Linked DNA regions of Homo sapiens: region 2 is linked to region 1. The links are chromatin loops, found by intact Hi-C in ENCODE. Cell type or tissue: B cell. All regions are shown on one strand. Links, peaks and the distances in the headings refer to the core of each region. The heading gives the core; the rest is flanking DNA.

Region 1 (5,375 bases), core at 65-5,064:
TGCAGTGGCCTGGGCTCGTCTGAGGCATGTGCTGTCAGAACTTTATTGCCTCTCCTAGACCAGTGTCCACCCTTCCCCCATCCCAGGAGCCAGAGCACGTGAATTCCCCTTTGCTCTCCAACTCTCTTTCTTGTACACGACACAAACCTTGAGTATGGGCTCTGCATTTCTCTAGAGAGCTGCTTCTCAAACTTCAGCCCAGAGGGCTTGTTAAAACAGAATGGCGGCCAGGTGCGGTGGCTCACGCCTGTAATCCCAGCACTTGGGGAGGCTGAGGCAGGTGGGTCACCTGAGGTCAGGAGTTGGAGACCACCCTAGCCAACATGGCAAAACCCTGCCTCTACTAAAAATACAAAAATTAGCTGGGCATGGTGGTGCATGCCTGTAATCCCAGCTACTTGGGAGGCTGAGGCAGGAGAATCGCTTGAACCTGGGAGGCAGAGGTTGCAGTGAGCTGAGATCGTGCCACTGCACTCCAGCCTGGGCGACAGAGCAAGACTCTGTCTAAAAAAAAAAAAAAAAAACCAGAGTGGTGGGGTCCCACGTCCCACTCCCCAGAGTGTCTCAGTCAGGAGGTCTAAGCTGGGGCCAGAGAATATCCCAGGTGATGATGCAGTTGGTCCAGGGACCACAGTCGGAGTAAGACAATTTTTTTTCCTTTTAAAATACTTTACAAATTTCATGCTGTGGTTATTGTCTGTATTAAACCGGAAATTGGGAGGTAATAGCATTTATTTGTTTGAGTTTGTAAATATCCAGTGTCCAGCTCTAGATTCAATGAGCAAAATAACTATTTAGGTAAAAGGTAAGGACCTCACTGAGGAAGGAAGGAAGGAAGGAAGGAAGGAAGGGAGGGAGGGAGGGAGGGAGGTTGGATGGGAGGGGAGGGGAGGAAGAAAGAGAGAAAGAGAGGAAGAAAAAGATATACGCAGTTGGAAAAGCCAGATTCTAGAACATCTCTGGAAGGTGTGATTCTAAAGCAAGCACAGCTCCACGGCTGGACTACAAGGAATGTGGCTTTTCTCTGTGTTTTCCTACTGCACGGGGCTAGCAGGGGTCGATTATCCTACCAACCTGAGTCATTCTTCACTAACGCGGGGGGCGATGGGCAGAGGGCAAGCCGGGAGGCCAGTGCCTGCCCGGGGCGCACCTGTCACGCTGAGGGAGGGCAGCCCGCGCCCTTTGGCTGATCCCACTGCCTGGAAACGAGCCAGACTCCTCTGCCTTTGAAATCCTGTTCCTTGGAGCAATCCCGGCTCGCTAGGTTTAATTGTTTCGTCTCTTTTTTTCTGGTTTATGAAGCCGCCCCGCCTGAAGTCCGCCCCTTGCGCAGCGGCCCGGAAAGGTGGGAGGAGTGCAGGCTGCGCTCCCCGCTCGGGGAGAGTCGGTTCCTATTTCCTGATTATAAAGAAGCATTCTTTGGGAGCTGATGAATTGCGGCGGGGCTAGGGCCGGCAGGACGCGCACCTGTGATGCTCTGCAGCCGCCGGAGTCTGTTTATGCATCAAATGTGCCCACAGATTTTTCCTGGTGCTTGGGGAGACGGGGGAGGCGGTGCGGGCAGCCTCCCGCCCCCCCGCTCCCCCCCGCCAAACACACACACACAGGTTTGAAAGCCTCTGAGACCTTGCTACTAAAAATGTGGTCTACGGACCAGCAGCATCACCTGGGAGCTTGTTAGAAATGCAAATCTCGGGCCCGCCTAGACCTACTGAATCAGCATCTGCATTTTAATGAATCCTGGGGTAATTCCCTATTTACGTTAAAGTTTGAGAAGCGCGACGCAGGGGTCCACGGCAGAGAAAAGGTTAAGAACTCTGATCTCAGACAAGGAAAGGGAGGAAAGAGGAGGGAAAGTCCAGTCCCGGATTTGGAAGGGGGAGCGGAGGGTTAACCCTGAGGTTTACCGCTGGAGTGGAAGACAGAGAAATTAACATATGGAGTGAGTTAGCGGAGAGGTCGTTGAAATTGGGAGTAAACACAGGCAGGGGACAGCTCAGTTTGCCCAGGGGGAGGGGTGGAAAGAGAAGAGATGGGGTTAAGTGGGTGCCACCCACACTCCCAGGAAAGTTGGGTAGGTTGCATGCTGTGACCTTTGGCTCCTCCTCCCGCGTGTTTTCTGAGACTCAACCAACACATTTTGGCACGCACACAGGGTAGACCACAAAACAGCAGAGGCCAGAGCTTGAGGGCAGGCGTGGAGCCGAGGTAAAAAGCACCTGGGAGTTTCTTAATAAGCAGGCTGACGTGGTGAAAAAAATTCTAATGCAGGAAGAAAGAGAAAGCACGTGGTCATAAAAAGTGTGCCCTGGCATCCTACATCCATACCCAAGAGGACATGCCTGGCAGAGAGTGCACCCGTGGAGCCAGGGTGACTGCAATCCTCTTGGGCCCAGATCAGCTCCTGTCTGTGCCCAAGAACCAGCTCGCTCTCCATTTTCTGCACTAGGGGAGGAGAGAAGAAGTCCTGAGAGTGTTAAAGAGCAAGTAATCCAAAAAGAAATGACATGGATTTGGCATAAGGGCCTTTCTAGGCCCCCATCTGACACCCTCTTGCCCTCACTTACTGTCAGCGCTGCTGGAACCAGGTGGTGGTGGTGAGGGAAGGAAACTTGAGTTACAGCTCCAAAGCAGGAGAGATACTTTCCAAATCTGAAGTAGGTGACACACTTCCAGACACCCCTCTATGGCTCTTTCTTCAGTCCTGTTCAACATTTTTTTGCAAGGGGCAGATGGACCAATGTAAGACAAACACCTAGCTGGGCGTGGTGGCTCTGCCCGTAATTCCAACAGTTTGGGAGGCCGAGGCAGGCGGATCACTTGAGGTCAGGAGTTCGAGACCAGCCTGGCCAACATGGTGAAAACCAATCTCTACTAAAAATATAAAAATTAGCTGGGCATGGTGACGCACGCCTATAGTCCCAGCTACTCGGGAGGCTGAGGCACAAGAATCTCTCTTGAACCCGGGAGGCAGAGGCTGCAGTGAGCTGAGATTGTGCCACTGCACTCCAGCCTGGGTGGCAGAGTGAGACCCTGTCCCCAAAAAAAAAAAAAAAAAAAAAAAAAAAAAAAAAAAAAGACACACACCTATCAAATTTCTGGTTGCCCCAAGCTGGCAGAGCAATTAAAAGACTGGATAATCTACTAGGATTCCAGTGATGTTCCCACAGACTGTTACAATAGAGATAGTCGCATCAGTATTTTTATTCATTCATTTATTTATTTTCCTCTGCATCCTCTTGTATAAAGGTTTTGAGACGATTTGCAGAAATTATAGTAAATTACATTCAAATATTTAAATAAAAATGCAAAAGTCGTATTCCGTTCTAGTACCAATTAAAATTAGCAGTCAAGACTGATGGGAATGGTGACATTTGATAGGGAAAAATATAAAGTCCTAGCCTCGATCCAGGAAGCAGAAGTCCAGGTATAGGATGTGAGGAATGTGTCTTAGTGACATCTTGGATGAAAAAAAGCTGTAATGGCCACTAAATTCAGTATAAGTAAAGAGTGGGGGATGGTGGCCGGAGAAAAAAGAATCCTGCTATAGGCTACAGTCAGATGTAATTGTCTATGAAAAGGGAAATGATAGTCCCACTCTTGTCAAGACCACTCCTGGCACATTCCGCTCAGTTCTGAAAGTCATACTTTGAAAAAGTCATTAGCAAACTGGACGTATTCAGAAGACAGCACCCTGGAGAGTGAATGATCATGAAACATGAAGCATAGAAGTAGACTATGTCCTAGCTCCTGTGTCGAGTACCAGAGGAATAACATCACAAAAATACATGGCCATAAACTTACAGCCCAGTGAATGAATCAGATAAATAAGTAAACACCAGGAAAAGAGCAGGCTAAGCCAGACTATGGAATCTTGGAAGAAATTGTGGAAATTATGAAACATTTTGGACTGGGTGACATCCAGCATTTATCACTCTCAACAGCTGAAGAAATGAGTGTCTCTATCTTACAAGGGGAAATCCAAGCAGTACATCTGCTATGGGGTACATGGATCTAAGAATCTGACCATCACGGCTTAAACAAATAAGATATAGTTTGCTCATGCGACAAGAAAAGAGGAAGTAGGCAAATATCTGTCCAAGAATGTCAGCACCTTAGTCTCTGCGATTCTTTTGGTCCCTCCCTCATGGTTACAAAATGCCTGCTACTGCTCTTGCCTTCATGTCTACCTTCTAGCAGGAAGAAGAGGAAAGAGCAGCACCTGTATCAGGGGAATAAAAACTTTCCCAGGAACCCACAGCAAACTTCTGTTTAGAGTCATCAGCCTAAAGTGTGGCCCATGGTTCCACGATGTGGTTCCTTGTCAGGAATGAGGGTTGGGTTAGCCAATCAACAGTGTCTGCCACAAATGAGTTTCAAGTTTCAGGCTTGGGAGCGTGAAGGGATGGTGGTGCCATCCACAGAGACAAGAAATACGGAGGAGGAGTAGGTTTGCTGGGCGCAGGAGTGGCAGTTGCTGAGTTCAGCCTTGGACATGTTGAGAAGCCTGTGAAATGTCTAAAAACAGAGATGGCACATGGACAGATAAGATGTGAGGGCTTAGATTGCAACTGAGAGATCTGTACTAAAACATGGATACAGGAGTCACCAGCAAAGAAGCGGGAATGAAAGCCCTGAGTACAAGTGAGGTCCCTCGGAAGACGGAGCAGAGCGAGTGGGCTAGAAGGCCTGGGGTGGGGGCCAGTTTGGCTTTTAGGCAGAATGTTGTTCGAAGAGAGGAGTCTAGAAGTATGCAGAGAAGAAACAGCCAGAGCAAGTGGGAAACCTGGAGTGACTGGTTCGCAGAGGCTGTGGGAAGAAAGTATTTCAAGGAAGGAAGGAGCGACAGGGACAGCCCACGCCGTGGACACTCACTCATCCCTTCAGCCCACCTGCAAGGTCATCTGAAGCTATGGGGCCATTCCCATGCATGCCGACAGCCTCTGCCAACAGCGATGACCTGTAGCTGGAGTGTGATGTATTGTCTGGTTTGGTTTTTTATTTAAGATGGAGGTGAGTTGGTGGAAAAGCCTCATAGAGAGAATGCATTGGAGGGACAGGTGGGAGGACAGTTGGTTAAGTGCCTCTGGAGGCAGGGGCCGGGAAACGTGTCTTGGTATAAGAGGCTATCTCTTCACTAAGCCTTCAAGTAGGGAGGCAAGAACAAGAGGCAGAAGGAGATAACTCAGTAGGTAGTGAGAAAAGGAGGGGCTTCTTACATGATGACCTTTTATTTTCACATCAAAGTAGGGAATAACAAGAGGAATGAGTTCATATTCCAACAAGACATGCACCAGAATGTTCATGGCAGATTTATTCATGATAGCTCCAAATTGGAAACCATCCAAAAGTCTGTTTAATCAAAGAATGAAATT
Region 2 (5,375 bases), core at 140-5,139, 170 kb before region 1:
AAAGTCACACAAAGCCAGAATTTGAACTCAGGCAATCAGCCCCAGAGTCTGACCTCTGCCCCTCCTCCTATTCTGCCTCTCAGTAGCTCTTACTGATCATAGTTCATTTTTCCCCCAGCCAGACTGAAACAGCTACAACCCTTGGCCACAGTCCCTGAAACGGTGCTAGACTCACTCACATTCTCATTGAGGGATTTCTAAATGGATGTACATTAGTGCCAGCAAGCCCCTACCCCAGAACTGAACACGTTCCTAAGAGCCAGTGTGCATGCTTGTGCAGGTGGCCTGCTGACTCCAGCCTGGCCGAGCCGGGAGGACAGACATTATTTGCAAAATATGTAAAAAGCTTCAAGAGAATCATTCTACTCCAGACCACTAGAGTAGGGCAAGCACTGAGGACTGGTGGCCAACAGGGATGTCTGAAGTACCGACATAAACACCCCCAAAAAGCCAAAGGTAAAATTACTTTGCTAGATGGAGAAGTACAAATTTGGATTTCAAGATGGTTTTAATTCCGGGCTCTGGGAGTTTTGGGGACTGAGTTGAGTGAAAGAGAGAGAGAAATGATTTAGAACCACAGAGTTTTTATGGGCGGTGGGGTCTCTTTCAGCCTGAGCAGACAGATTGAGAAATCTGTAAACAACCAAGGAGCAAGCCCAGAGATAGAGAGCATGGTCTAACAGGCAGAGGGATAATAGCACTCAAGTCAAGGGAGGCCCTGAGCCACAAGAAAATGATTCAGGGCATAACAGACTGAGCCTGGGTGCTTTATATCTGAACAAAAGCATTCCACGTACATGCAAAAGTGACTTCCGAAAAAGAACAGGTTTTTCTAACTGGCCCTTCTAGCCTATAAATTTTGTTTCAACTTTGGCCTCTGGGGCAACCCAAAGTCAAACACCCTTTCTTGTATAAGGCTACCCATGCCACTATCTGCTGCCCAGGGCATGCTTCAGACCTTTATCTTGAAGCCACATTGCCCTGTAAGAGCCCATCTTAGAAAGGCAGTGGGGGGCATTCAATATTAAGCAGAATATTGATGATTCTTGGCTGCCAACTGTCTGAAAGTGTGTTTTCTGTCAGCTCCAGCCAGTGTGTCATTCTGAAAAAGCAAAGAACGCCGAGGGCAGTGACTTCATGACCTTAGGCCATGGATGCTGGAAGAAATGCAGAGGTGGGCAGATAAATTTATCATCCTTAATGGGCTACCTAATTCCTTGGGGAAAAAATGAAGGAGCCACCAGTGACATGCCCCAGGCAGCAGATGGCAGCGTGGGCAGCCTTTTACAAGGGAGGGTGTCTGAGTTTGGGTTGCCCCAGAAGCCGACCCCAAAACAAAGAAATGAATGCAAATAGTTTATTTGAGAAATGCAAGAAACACTGGTAGCGGAGTAGGAAAATGAGACAGGTAACGAAAGGGAGCCAGTCAAAGGTGCATTATCAAGTTGGCTGGCACGGTGGGCAACTGGAGTTTAATCCCACTGGGGAAACTAGGAACTAGAGAGACCAGTGCTTCTCAAGCTGTCTGGGGAAAGTACCAGGTTGTCTGCTGTTGTTATCAATCCATTATAAGTGGATACTTTTGTAAAAATACAATTAAAATGTCACAGCAATGTCAAATTGCTATAAACGTTCGTAAACGCCAACTTTCCATTTGTGTATGTACCTTGAAATGTACAAGCAATAAACATTTCACAGCTTGTCAAGGGCCTGGAGACCACACTTCAAGTAGCACTGGTGGAGAACGCACAACCTTATCCAAGTTATCTCATTCATGGAGCTGGGCTGTTTATACACTAGCTTGCAATAGTCATGTAATTCTTTCATGTGCACGGGCAGTGTGGTGGTCCACAGTTTCTAGAAAGCCATCAGGCAAAGAGACACACACACTGGCAGTTAGGAGTCAGCCTGAACAGGCTGAGGGAACAGGGCGGGGCACCGACAGCATATAGAGGCGCCCACCCTGTCGGTGTCCTTATCTTGCCCCTGTTAGCAACACTCTAGGACTTAAGATGAGGGCAAGGCAGAGGCCAGATGAGTGTATCCTGAAAGCTGGGAGATCTGGAGCCCAAATTCAGGACTTCCCTATGGCTAGTTGTAAAAGGAGGGGGAATATTGGGTGGATTCTACTTTAGCTGCCTGGCCTAGCATCAGAATTCAGCTCTTATAAAAACAGCTAAGCCACTGTTAAAAGAAAACCAAAACCAAAACCATCCCAGCACCCGGTCAGCATTGATAACAAACACAGAGGGGCTTTTTTGCCTGACCGCAGTGCAGGTTGTTGTTTGGTTTGCTCCTGCCTGGAGCTTGTGCTTCACAGGCTTCTTTTGCAGGCTTGTTTTCCAGGGGACCTGGCAGCTATTTCTGACTGTGCGATAAACTCATGGCCTGCAAGATGGAGGCAGGAGGTGACTGCAGTCTCGGTGAAGGGGATTAAGGGATTGAAAAGTTTATCTGGGCTGCCCAGCAGCCCTCGGGAAGACAGACCAGCCTGGTCTCTCTACAGTCACCATCACTAGGGCTGACTGCCATTTTCAGGGCTCAAGAGAAGATGGGGATAAGAGTAATATTAAAATAATGACGATATCTGGAATGGACACCTTCAGACTCCACCTGGGCAGTGACTTTGGGCTGGGTCCTTTACATGCACTATTTCATGGTCCCAGGAACAGTTCTGAGGAGTGTGTTACAGTGACTAGAAGTGACATCACCCATGTCACACTGCTTGGGTCTGGATGCCAGATCTCCCATCTCAGAGCTGAGTGATTTAATGTGCTTCAGTTTCCTCATCTGAGGTTCTACCTCTCTCCTTGAGTTGTTGCTGTATTAAATGTGCTAATCTCTGTGACATGCTTAGAGTAAGGTGAGGCATGGAGTTAGTATCCAGCACTCATGCAGTCCTCAGTCCCAGGCCCTGTGGGGAAGTGACCAGTAGCAGGTTGGCTGGGCCCCCTGCTGCTGAAACACAATTTTACTGCTGTCATGCTGATGGTAGCCAAAGAAAGGAATGTGATTAAGACTTTCCATTTTCTGCTGTTGGCACTCTGTACTGCTACTCCTTCTAAGGCTACCTGGGAAATGTATGACTACAGCCTTGAAGGCCACTAGGGTTTTCACCTCAGGGAACAGACCCCTGGGTTGTGGTCATTTCCTTAACCTCCTTGAGTGATGTTTCTCCCCGACTGTCCTCACATGCAGTTAGCTGTATAGGGTGCCCAAGAGGATGATGGGGTGCAAACCACTCCCAGATTAGGTATGATAAAGGTTAAAAGGCTCACAAATCTGCCTTATCCAGTCCAGAATGACACAAAATCCAGGACTTTGTAATCATTTCCAGTTTCCTAATTAGTTCACCCTTCTTTCCAGCCATGATTCAGGTTGCCAGAGAAAATACAAGATGCCCAGGTAAATTTGGATTTCCAATAAACAATGATTTTTTAGTATAAATATGCCCAAACAACAATTTTTAGTGTAAGTATGCCCCCAATATTGCACAGAACTTACACTAAAAATGTATCTGTTGTTTATCTAAAATTCACATGTAAATGGGAGTCCTGTATTTATTTGTACATCTGGCAGCCCTTGTCCAAGGTCGCAGAAGCATCTCTCAGTATCATCAGAAAAACCTGGTGTCCCCTTCTGCATCAGGTTAGGTATCTCATAAAGGACTTAGATGCAGGTGGTTTGACTGGGAGGTGATCCCAGGAAGCACAGCAAGGAATCAGGGAAGTGAGGCAGGGAAGTGAGGGAAGCAAATAAAAGAGGTGTTAATGAGGACATTACCCCTGTGGGCAGCTGGGGCTCAATCCCTCCAGAGAATCTTCCAGAAACCCAGTGCAACATGCCTTAGAATTGTCCCGTCTGGGGACAGGGAGACTGGGTATTTACCTACTGTATTAGTCCATCAGGCTGCCATAACAAATACCAAAGAAATGGATGGGTTGAAAAACAGGTGTTTATTTCTCACAGTTCTGGGAGCTAGAAGTCCAAGAACAAGATGCCACAGATTCGGTTGTTAGTGAGAGCTCTCTTCCTGGCTTGCAGACAGCTGCAATCTCGCTGTGTCCTCACATGACAGAAAGAGAGAGAACTCTGTCTCATTTCTTCCTCTTCGTATAGGGATATTAGTACCATCATGGGGACCCCCATTCCCATGACCTCATCTAAATCTAATCATCTCTCAAAGACCCCACCTCCAAATACTATCACACTGGAGGTTAAGGCTTTGACATATAAATTTCAGAGGGACACAAACATTCAATCCACAACATCTACCAACTCTCATCCCCCATGTTTCAGGGTTGCCCTGGGGACATTAACTCCCCCTGTACCTCTGAGTTGCACTTGTGCTCAACTGAGCATGTCCAGGGCAGAGAAGCAGGGAGATGTGGTCACTGGAGCTGAAAGGCTGTTAGGGGACTGGAAACCATGAACCACAACTGGAGGTAAGCAGCCCAGCATCTGAGCCCAGAGAATCAACTGTGGGCCATCTAGAACACCTGCTTCATTTTCCTTCACCTCAGGCTGACCCCTCAATCATAGGAGGATAGAAGGGCTTGCCCAGTTGGCCTCCCACAGTTATTGCCAAGATCGGATGAGATTGTGTGAAAGAGTGTTACAAACTACAAGGCACTACAGAAATTGAAGGTAGAGTAAGCATTATTTAGTTAAGAAAGAAAAGGAGAAGAGGAAGCGAGGAGATGTGAGGAAAGGAAGAGAGGATGAAGGACGAGAAAGAAGAAGAGGAAGGGAGGAAGAAAGGAGGAAGAAAGGAAGGAAAGAGAAAGGAAAGGAGAGAAAAATACACTGGTCACTAACAGCATAGATTATGACCCAAGAAAATTAATGTTATGTACTCAACAAATTGTTATCAGGCACATCACTGTTCCAGGCCTTCTTCTAGGTATTAAAAATTCAGTTGTGAACCAACTGCCCCAATTTCTTGCCCTCACGGAGCCTACATTCTAGTGGGGGAGTAAAATATATAGCAAGGTTGTAAAGAGCTATGAATAGCAACAAATCAAGGAAGGTTGCTAGGGAGGGTTGAAGAGAGTAATAGGGTTGCAGCCTTTAATAGGTCTGGAAAGGTGTCACTAGAAGGTGACTTTGGGGTCAAGCCCTGAAGAAGAAGAAGGAGGAAAGGGCCAGGGCAAAGGCCCTCAGATAGATGTGTGCCTAGCCTGTTGGGGGAAGGGCAAGGAAGCAGTCATGACTAAGGCAGGGGGACAATGGGGAGGGTGGTAGGAAATGAAGTCACAGGGGCAATGGGGGAAGGGGAGATTGGGTAGGGCCATGTGTGCCACTGTGATGACTGGCTTTCCTTCGGATGAGCTGGGGGCCATTGGAAGGTAGTGAGCTGTGGAGGGACACGGTCT

Evidence for each region. Peaks named below come from ENCODE experiments on the same cell type or tissue, not always from the same donor. Only the 100,000 strongest peaks of a DNase experiment are listed, where the experiment ranks them.
Region 2: a loop joins it to region 1, with 3 times the contacts of the local background. A loop is called at or near these places in 1 of 110 quality-filtered maps.

What each region holds. Positions count from the first base shown.
Region 1 is chrX:39,612,451-39,617,825 of GRCh38, forward strand. No RefSeq gene overlaps it. Among named protein-coding and RNA genes, the nearest start is that of MIR3937, 46 kb to the right of the region's middle. RefSeq lists an enhancer at 2,121-2,320. In B cell, for the core only: no CTCF peak of the experiment used is centred there; DNase peaks (open chromatin) are centred at 2,181 and 4,051; H3K4me3 peaks cover 761 bases; H3K27me3 peaks cover 1,675 bases.
Region 2 is chrX:39,438,139-39,443,513 of GRCh38, forward strand. No RefSeq gene overlaps it. Among named protein-coding and RNA genes, the nearest start is that of LINC01283, 6.0 kb to the left of the region's middle. RefSeq lists enhancers at 2,135-2,414, 2,505-2,554. In B cell, for the core only: no CTCF peak of the experiment used is centred there; a DNase peak (open chromatin) is centred at 2,223; H3K4me3 peaks cover 358 bases; H3K27ac peaks cover 2,430 bases.